Regions from separate parts of the Homo sapiens genome. Here region 1 is linked to region 2. The links are chromatin contacts, found by Hi-C in ENCODE. All regions are on one chromosome and are shown on one strand. The core of a region is the stretch at or near the end of the contact, and the rest is flanking DNA. Distances in the headings are between cores, read along the strand shown. Region 1 overlaps COLGALT2 (collagen beta(1-O)galactosyltransferase 2). Region 2 holds the start of RNASEL (ribonuclease L).

Region 1 (5,497 bases), core at 700-3,199, 1.4 Mb after region 2:
CTTTGTTAATGAAAGGGTCAGAAATCAGAATTCCATCCGCATGCCTGATCTCTAGGGTTGGAATATAACTTGGAAATACAGGGCAGGGGACAATGGCAGCAGTTCTCCAGGATTGAGTAGCCACACAGGAACCCTGCTGGTCAGGGCACTGGTTTCAGGAGCATTTGATTATATGGAGATTGCAACATTTGCTCCACTTCCCTTAAGACTTATTTCAAGAATATTTGGGAGGCAGTTTAGGATAATGGTTAAGAGGAAGGGCTCCAGAGTCGGATGATCTGGGTCCAAACCTTGGTTTGCGAAGGAGTAGGAGAGTTAGGGGACCTCTTTAAGCTCATTTCTTTGGTGTAAAATTGGGATAATAGAAGTGTATCTGTGTTATAAAATTTAAATGAGACCTGCGTGCAAAGCACTCACCACTTTAACACAGTAAATGCTCAACAACTCTTAGCTATTACTTACTATGGCCCATGATGAAAGAGCTCAGAAATAGGCTAGAATTTTTACTGAAAAACACTTTTTTCTCTGCATTTAAAATTGTCAAAGTGGGGGACTATTTTTATCCCACCTGGGCAGGTTTAGGTGTGGGTGCGCAAAAGGTCCATTGCTTTAACAGGATCTAACCACAGAGAGCTGGCCCATGTCTAATGGGAAGATTCCAGCTGGGAGTGACACTACTTCTTCAATAATGAAAGTTTTATTTATTTGATACTCTAAAAAAGCTTCCTTTGCAAACTATGTATTTTAAAGTTTGGAAGTAATATTGGTTAAGAAACCTGAAAAGGCCTTGAAGAATGTTTAGTATTATAAAAATTCAAAGTCCTCGAAGAATGTTTAGTATTATACAAATTCAAAGTCCTCATTTGATTTTCCTTAAAGGGATAATACAAAGAAAATTTAAAATGATAGCTGGTAACTGGGTTGTTGAAAGAACTATGGGTAATGGCCATGACTACTGTAACGTATCTGTTCACCTCTATTCCAGGCACAGGAGAGGAATACACTCTCTTGCCCTTGAAGTTACTCAGGGCTATATGACTTTCTGGGGAAAGTTTATAGTGTGGTGCTGCTGCTCCACTCTCCAAGGGCTCCCCCGACACTGCCCTTGGTCCCACCACTGTGCTCATAGCGGCATGTGTGGATATGGATAGCAGATGTGAATTGGAAGCAGCCTGGAACATTGCATCAACACATGAAGGGCAGCTCCCAGGAAAGACACCTGCTCTGCAGACTTGGATAGCAAGAAATAAGCCATTGTTGTATGAAGCCAATCAGATTTTTATATTCCAGCATAACTTTGCCCATCCTGAGATACTGTCCAAAGGGTATGATCTGTTTAACTTCACTGAAATATTATAGAGAAATCCTGACATCCAATTTTACTTATTGGCGAATGATGTGAAATTCTAGAACGTAGTGAGACAGAGTTCTTAGGCCAAACACAAGAGCTGGTCTCATTACTTCAAACTTGACACTTACAGTCATATTTCTGTGCATATGCAGTGCATGTCTTTGTCTTCCCAATAGCAGCCGAGAATATTCTGGTCCTTTCTGCTCCACTCCACTCCTTATTAGTTTCTTTTAAAATCAATAGGGAGGGTCCACCAGGTACACGGTTAGGTTTTTAAGAGAAAGAAGCTTAATGTACCAGCTTCCTCCTGTTCATGATATTGTCTGAGGAGCTGTCTCACTCTCCCTCCTGGGGCCTGAGACTTGGGAAGATGTTATATTTTGAGTTACCCATTCTAGGCTGCTGGTCTCCTTTGGACTCACATGGCCTGTGTGGCTTTAACATTTCAGCCAAAGAGACTGCTTTTAGCCACTTTGTTTCCATCAAACATAGGCAGTCATTGCATTCACAGGACAAGTGTTGCAAAAAAAAAGCCACAAGTGGTTGGCTCCCGAAAGTCATCACTGAGCAAAAATATCAGAGAAGTGTGCTTGGGTTTTGCCACTGAAGGCAGCAGTAAGCCACAGAGGAAAACAGGAAGTGATACAGTGAGTCAGACCTAAGAAACTTAGTCTGTGGGGAGAAGGATGTATCTTTGCTGACAACAGACTTGAAGGTTAGGTATATCCTGGCTTCTGTTTGTAGTCATTTCTGACTCCATCTTTCATAATTGATCTGGTCTCTCATTAAATCCCTTCCTGGAAATAATCCTTCCCTGTACTGCCACTTGGGACAATGGGCTTCATTGCTTTCGGGATAGTTTCAAGATCTAATGTGAATAATTACAGCCATTGTTACAGAGGTCTTATCACTCACAGAACCCAGAGTTCTGTGAGTGATATATATATATGTCACATATATACTTGACATATATAATCACATATATTTAATGTTCACATGTACCATGGGATATGTATGAGTGTCTCTATTTTTATAGACAAGGAAACAAACATTAAATAACTTGCCCAAGATCACAGAGCTGATAGAGCTGGTATTTGAACCTAGGTCCTACTCCTTTACCGGAGCTCTTAATTCCCATTCCACATCATCCCCAGAGCTAGTCCTTGGTGGCCACTGGTATTAGCCAACCAGGCAACTGGGCTGGGTCCAGAGTAGCTCATTTAAGCCCAGTCATGTCTGGAATAGTACATGATAGATTGTACTTGGATCAAATCCTACCGCTTCTTCTCTATAATTTCTCCTGAACTTCTTCCATTGTTGCAGCCTAGCTTGGGTCCTTACCCACTATGCCTGGGCTGTTTTTGATTTTTTTCAAACACTTACATGCTCTCAGTCTTTCCTATTCTAATTAATCATGCTCACTGTTGTCAAAATAATCTTCCGCCGCACAGCTCTGTTCTCAACTGTAACAGTCACACTCAACACTATATTTAAGGGCTTAACAGGTTGCTAGGTGTTTTCATAGTCACCATGTAATTTTATCTTCACTTTTTTGTGGTGGTTTTTTTTTTTTTTTTTTTTTTACAAATAAAGAAACTGAGACCAAGCCAGATGTAGACTTGTCCAAGGTCAAATACTGAGTGATTGGCAGAGCTGGAACTCAGTTTTAGACATAACTTCAAGTCCAATTATCTTAATAATTTTTACATGATGTACTGTTGTCTCAAAATGTCAATACTGAGAGCAGGTACCTGAGACTTCCTATCACCTTATGCTGTAATTTGCAAGAGTAATCTCCTCATGCTTTATAGACCATTTAAATCTAACATCTTTATAAGATCTGGCCTCCTGTCATTCATCTCCCGAAGGCAGCACATCCCCAAATTCTCTGTGCAGCTTCTAATGTACTAAATGAGTTATCACATGAAAAGAGATGGGCACAGTGCTTTTAATAAGTGTTAGTCATTGTCGTCATAACCCTTCTCCCACCTCACTCAAATTCTTCAACTCTGATTTCTAAAACTCCAGTCTACAATTCAGAAATTCCCTGACCATCCCCTTCACAAGATTTTCAATTCTCGTCCACTGATGCCTGATAAAACCCTAATCCTGGTTAAACCCATTGCCCACTTACTCAGCACCAAGAGGACTACTGGGAGAAACATACACAATTGTGTTGACTGAGTCACTTCAAAGCTACAATCACAGATGTCAAATTGGCACTTGACACCACCAAATGATGTAAGTGTCCTTTCATAGTAAATTTATTTTCCCACTCTTTGAGAGATTGTATCTTTTGTCTTCTCTCTCCTAAAATCTCCAAAATCTCTGTCTAGCTCATGACTGACTGGCCTATATACTTCAGAAAGAAAATATTCAAAATCAAATTAGATCTACCTTTTCAATCCACCTCAAGTCCACAAACCAAACTGCATGTGTATCAATACATTCTGCCATCCCATCTGCCACAGTAGATGAAGTTTCTATCTAGTATAGCCTCTGCAATATTGTTCTGGGCTGCAACCCAGGACAAAAACCCTCTTGTTTTCACCTTATAATTACCTTCTCTTTTACATCATCAAGATCTCCTTATATACTGGATCCTTGTGACTGGCATAAAACATACTGTTATATTTCTATTTTTTTAAAAAAACAGTACAAACAACCTAACCAGAAAAACCTTTCCCTTGACCTCTTACCCCCAACAGCCTCCATCGGATTTCTCCATTTCCCCATCCCATCAAGATTCAGCTTTCTCATCTCCCCATTGGCTTCTCTTCAGTCCACTTGAATGGATTTGTGTTCTCATCATTGCACTGAAGTGGCCCATGTCAAGGTCATCACAGACCTCTCTCTTGACAGAACCAATGACCAATTCTTTATCCTTATTTTCCTTGGCTTCTCAGCAGCATCTTGGCTCCGTCTTGAAACACTTCTCAATTTTTCCTCCTAGCTCTCTGGCTGTTTTGTCTTCCCCAGGGATCTGTCCTCTTCTCATCCTGTGTTCTTTTACTACATGAGTTCAGACTGTTCCACAGCTTCAAATATCCTTCTGATGCTGATGATTCTCAAATATCTGTCTCTAGCTGGAGTTTCTTCCCTGAACTCCAGACTTATATATCCAACTATCTTCTGCCTTTCTATTTAGATGCCTATTAAATATCTTAAACTTACGTGACCAAAACTAGCTCCCCAACCCCCAGTCTTTTTCTATAAAGTCTTTCCCATCTCAGTAAATGGCATATCAGGCTAAAATCTTGGACTCATCTTGATTCCTTTCTTTCCTTCATGGACTGCATTCAGGTCTCTGTAAGTCCTGTTGCTCCACCACCAAAATATATCCTCAACCTGTCTGTTTCTCATCAACTCCTTGCTAGAGCTCACATCCCAATCACCATCATGTCCCACCAGGAGAGAGGTACTGGTCCCCTACAATCTAGTATCCTCACCACAGCCCAAATGATCCTTCTAAATGCACAAGTCACTTCAGGCCATGCCCCCTCTGCCCCACCCCATCTTCCACGGATTCCCATTACTCTTGGAGTAAAATCTAAATTCCTTACCATGGCCAGAATGTTCGGTGTGATCTGGACATTTCTTCTTCCATTACTTCATCTCCCTTGACCCAACTCATTCTTTATGCCCCAATCATGCTGGCCTTTTGTCCCTGGAACACCCCCAAGCTTTTCCTGTCTAACAGTCTTTACATGTGCTGTTCTTTCCACTTGAGACATTCTTCACCCAAATATTCATATGGCTGCTTCCCAGATATATTGTCTATTGTCTAACTCTCTGTGTTAGAATATAAGTTCCCTGATGGCAGGGCTTCTGCCTGTTTTGTTCACTGCTTTATGCCCAGCATCTTGAACAATCTGCGGGGTACAGTATGTGTTGAATAAATCCTTACAGCCTGATTATCTCTTCTAACACCTTCATTGGCTCCTTAAGATAGGAATTCTTCTTTAGCTGAAGAAGAATTCAAGGACTACAACAATGAAGCCACTCCACCCTCTCGAACTTTATTTCTGCCTACTGTTTTAAGTCAGCTCTCCTTCAGCATGAGAATACTTCGTCTTTTCTTGGTCTGTTTCCTCTGCCTGTAGTGTCCTCACCATACCACTCTTCTTGTTTAAATTTTACACTTGT
Region 2 (5,272 bases), core at 1,507-4,006:
CCGCAATCGCTGCGAGGATAAAAGGCGTGGCCCCATTCTTCTTCCTCAGAACAGGGTCAGCACCATGACGAAGCAGAAGTTCCACAATGTCCTCCCTGCTCATTTGTACTGCGTTATGCAGAGGTGTCCAGCCCCCTTCCTCTTCCTGGAAATTAACATTGGCTCCACCTTCCAGCAATTGCTGGACCAGGTCAACATCTTCGTTTTGAACAGCTTTAATCAGCAAGTGATTGTCTTCCACTGCAGCCCTTCTACCGCTGGAGGACGTGGGTCCCTCCTGGGGGTTGTTATGATCCCTGCTCTCCATGACGGTAAATGCCACCTGCTACCACTTTTAGCCTTTTCCTTGAGAAAATGCAAATTTATCTCCTAGCACTTAATCAAAGAAGCTTTGAGTGTAAATTGGGATTCTCTGGCAACAGAGCAGCAGTATGAAGAAGGAACAATGTTCTCAGTCTTCTGACATTCCACCTGGCAACGAAGAGAGGTGCTTTGTAATTTTACAATAGGGAGAAAACACTTGAATCAGAGAAATTAATTATATTAGCATTTTTTCTAAATACATATATTTATTTCTTATAAAACTTTTAAATTACAGAATATTATAAATATATGTAAATTCAAAATAAGAAAATTATTTCTCTAGTCCCAATGCCCAGAAACAGCCAATGTTAATATTTTAGTGTATTTCTATATATTTTTTAAGACATTTGGAATTATACTCTGTAAGTAACTGTATCCTACTTCCTTTCATTTAATACCATACTATAAGTCATTTCCTGTGTTATTGCAAAGTCTTGTAAAACATTTTTCATGACTATGTAATATGAAATCATACAGTTGTTTCATTTCTCTATTACTGAGTGGTTTTCAAAAATAAGTTTTAAAGGGTTTTTTAAAATTAAAAATTTAAAAAATCTAAATGATGTTGCAGCAAATTCAGCTTATTTTAGTTTATTTTCTTTCGATAGATCTTATGATAGATTTCATATGATAGACTTCAAAGAATTTAATGACTATTCAAAAGATATGATTGTATTTAGGATTCTTAACCTATATTAACAAATTGCTTTCAATGTCATATAAATATATTCTTACCAGAGATAGGTGGCTTCCAAAAAAAAAAAAAAAAGACCATGAAAATATGCACATCAATTATTTATCAATAAAAAAAGAAGAACCCTCATTCAATAAGAAAAATATATTTCTTGGCTTTTTTTCCCTTTGCATTTCTTATGTCACCAGGAAGGTTGATCACTGTGTTTGCTGACTCTGTGCATGTCCTCTTTGTACAACCCTGTGCCCCTATTTAAAGTACAGACAATATCTGACTTATGTTTTTTGACTTTGATTTATGATTTTTTGACTTTGCAGTGGTGGAAAAGCAATAAACATTCAGTAGAAACCACACTTCAAGTACACATACAACCATTCTGTTTTTTATTTCAGCATAGCATTCGATAAATACATGAGACATTTAACACTTTATTATAAAATAAGCTTTGAGCTAGATGATTTTGCCCAACTGTAGCCTAATGTAAGTGTTCTGAGCACATTTAAGGTAAGCTAGGATAAGCTATGACGTTCAGTAGATTAGGTGTATTAAATGTGCTTTTGACCTACAATATTTTCAATTTAGGATGGGTTTATCTGTATGTAACCCCATCATAAGTCAAGGAGTATCTGCAGTAGTGAAAAGAGCTTGTACTCTGACCTTAGGGAGATCTAAGTTTGAGCTTGTGGCTGTGTAATTTTTTACTATTACTTCCTGTAACCTTGGATTGTTGAATCTCAATTTTCTATTTCCTGAAATGGAGACAAAAATAAATACAGTCATGTGTGTAAAGTACATTAAAGTATGGAGTGTTGCAAATATTAGCCACTCAATGAATGTTAGAGCTAATTATATCCCGTTATGAAAAAATAAATTGCTTAGTGAATTCTATTCTCCCTACACATGTGCATATAGCTACTACACGAATAGGCAACTGGCAGCTATCAATTTCGTCCAACTGTCAATCAGATCTGAGAATTACAGATCCAGTTCAATCATCAGACAGCCCGAAACTGTTACCTGAATATTTAAATAACTGCATCTGCTATAGAATTCACGAAGCAACCCTTTTTCAGCAATCTCACCACTCTGACAGTTTCAAAGCCTCAGAGGTTAATTGATTAGCCTCTTAGAAGTTTAATTAATTGTGCAACACATACACGATCACCAGGCAATGAAATCTTTGAACCAAAGTGTTTGTGTAGACCGTCCCCATTACAATCAGATGTGAGGTGGGCTGGTATAAACAAAGGAGCCGGGAAGGAGAGGAAATATCAAGGAAGCCCTGAGTGACGCATCAGAGTAGAGAAGAGACGAGCCTGCGGAAGTACTCCAACAGACAATCCTGCTTTCAATTTCACTTTCTCTGTGCGACCTGAGTAAGTCGCAAAGAGATGCCTGAGAAACTGAGGACATGGATAAATGACGTGTGGACTCTGACAGAACTCTGGAAGGGCACTGGAGGAAGATCCTTCCGGGCAGCCAAGGGCTGGGAGCTCCCCTCCCACTTCCCAAGTCCTCCAGCCCCTGGCCTCTCCAGTCTCCAAAGCCCAAGAATTCTTCAGGATCGACTTATCGAGGTTTTCTAGCTTTCCTCCTTCTGCCTGCCTTACCTGCTCAACTCAGACGTCTCAATTATTCCTTTGGCAGCCGCAAAGCCTGGAAGACTGCTTGCAGCCCGAGCAGTTTCCTCCTGCTGCGTCACTGAGTCAGCAGGGCGGAGCCAAGAAAGGAGTGAGGAGTGTGGGAGGGAAAGCAGCCACAGGCTCACTCTGGCACCAGGAGCAAAGCTTCTACTTGCACACCTTCTGGAGGAAAGCAATAGCCACTTTCTGTCTGCTGATGAGGAATGTGATGCCCGGGGTCATGTCACTCACCTCTCAGTCTTGCAGCCTTTCAGGTGGCAGCAGCCAACTGCATCCATCACTCTTGCATCCTTTCTTTGTCATTGCAAATTCTGGTCTTCTTGGAAGAAAGGAATGGAAAGTAAACACATATTGAGCACCTATTGTGTTCCAGACACAATGCTTTACATGCAGCATGGTCCCAGTTAACCCCTGACAATCTTGTTGATTATGAAACGCAGGCTCATAGAAGCTAAGTAAGCCCAAAGCCCAAGCCCTGTCACCTTTCTCAGCTCACTCAACTCACAGCTCTGAGGCAGTGCGGCCTTCTCAGAAGGGTACCGGACTGGCAGTCTGGAGACCTGATCCTACAGCCAGCTCTGTGGCTGCTTAGCTGAGTGACCTCAGGCATGTGATTTAACCATGTAGGGCCTCAGTTCTCTCCTATAACTTGGTTTTGAAGGTTCCTTTCTGCTCTACAAGTTCTGTTCTTGACTATCTTCCTAGCAATGAGCTGTGTACTGTGTACTTAGTGCTGTAGTGGAAAGTATTTCCATCCCCAAAGAATACCCAGTCTTGCTGGGGAGACAAAGCCCTGGGACTTGTGAACAACAAGTAGTGCATGGTCACTTGACGACCACCTGTGTCACACCATCCAGACCCGGGGCCTCTACCACCCCTTATACACCAGGGATTCCCAGGCCTCGCTCTCTAACCCCAGCCTCTCTGCTGAGCTTTAGACCTACAAATCTTGAATATGTGTCAAATGGAAATACTCATCTTTTCCTAAATCTGCCCCTCCTCCCACTTATTCCATCTCCACAGATGGCACCATCACCCGGAGGCCACCCCTCATCCTCATCCCAACACCAAGTCTCTTGCTTTCATCTACAAAGGGATGACCATTCGAGTCCTTGTCATCATTTATAGCAAGAAATTGATGACTTGCTTCCTAGCCCTTCATCCATTGTTCCACCCTGCATCATTGACCCACCATCATTTTCAGGACAAAGTTCAAAAATCCTTAACCCATTATTCATTTAATTAATACTTGTTGGACAGGCGTGGTGGCTCACACCTGTAATCCCAGCACTTTGGGAGGCCAAGGCAGGCAGATCACCTGAGTTCAGGAGTTCAAGACCAGCCTGGCCAACATGGTGAAACCGCGTCTCTACTAAAAATACAAAAAGTAGCCAGGTGTGGTGTTGTGCACCTGTAATCCCAGCTACTCGGGAGGCTGAGGCAGGAGAATTGCTCGAACCCGGGAGGTGGAGGTTGAAGTGAGCCAACATAGTACCACTACACTCCAGCCTGGATGACAGAGCAAGACTCCGTCTCAAAAAAAAAAAAAAAACTTATTGAGCACTGACTATGTTACCAGTGACTATTCTGCATATCTGGCATAGAATGATTTACCACACCAGTTCCTCACAGAGTTCTTCTAGGAGCTTGCATCTTAATAGGCAGAAATAGATCATAAACAGTTGAAAAACCCAACATATCATGATTTCAGGTTATAATACAGTCCCTGCCTGTCCCTACTCCTCATGGGCATCATCAGTGCTAGCCTCCAGTTCCTTGTCACATTATGTCATATGCTTCTACCTCTATATCTTGACCTATGCTGCCTTGCTACCAGAACTAATGATATTAGTAAGAGTGATGAAAATGTGGATGATTCTGTTAATAATGACAAACATTTACATAGCTCTTTAATATGGTCCAGGAACTGTTCTGAACACTTTATATATGTATTAAATTATTTAATCTTATCCTTATGATGTATATACTATTTTTGTCTCCGTTTTGCAGATAAGAAAACTGAAGCATAAAGTGGTTAAGTAACTTGCTCTAAGGATTTGATCTATATCACTGAACATCACAGAGAAACAGCTTGTCCCCATTCTTTTCTTTTTTTTTTTCTTTTCAAGACGGAGTCTCACTCTGTCACCCAGGCTGGAGTGCAGTGGCGCGATCTTGGCTCACTGAAACCTCTGTCTCCTGGGTTCAAGCGATTCTCTTGCCTTAGCCTCCTGAGGAGCTGGGATTACAGGCACACACCACCACATCCAGCTAATTTTTGTATTTTTAGTAGAGATGGGGTTTCACCACGTTGGTCAGGCTGGTCTCAAACTCCCGACCTCATTATCCATCCACCTCAGCCTCCCAAAGTGCTGGGATTACAGGTGTGAGTTTTTTGAGATGGAGTCTTGCTCTGTCACCCAGGCTGGAGTGCAGTGGTGTGATCTCGGCTCACCACAACCTCCACCTCCCAGGTTCAAGTGATTCTCGTGCCCCAGCCTCCCAAGTAGCTGGAATTACAAGCATGAGCCACCATGCCTGGCTAATTTTTGTATTTTTAGTAGAAACAGGG

Evidence for each region. Hi-C counts contacts between places; a loop is a spot of excess contacts on that map. Pooled maps may share reads with other maps.
Region 1: a pooled map shows a loop between it and region 2 (3-fold over the local background). The contact joins the enhancer-like site here to the promoter of RNASEL in region 2. A Hi-C loop is called at or near these places in 2 of 50 pooled maps.

The regions. Positions count from the first base shown.
Region 1 is chr1:183,954,867-183,960,363 of GRCh38, forward strand. All of the region lies in intron 6 of COLGALT2 (collagen beta(1-O)galactosyltransferase 2), which reads right to left. Among named protein-coding and RNA genes, the nearest start is that of COLGALT2, 80 kb to the right of the region's middle. RefSeq lists a silencer at 966-1,130. Within about 2 kb of position 1,950, at least 5 of the 41 ENCODE cell types and tissues checked have a DNase peak (open chromatin) inside an H3K27ac peak, as active enhancers do.
Region 2 is chr1:182,586,500-182,591,771 of GRCh38, forward strand. RNASEL (ribonuclease L) reads right to left here and starts at 2,757. Exons shown (of 7, transcript NM_021133.4): 1 at 2,668-2,757; 2 at 1-471. The coding sequence starts at 307. RefSeq lists an enhancer at 2,473-2,632.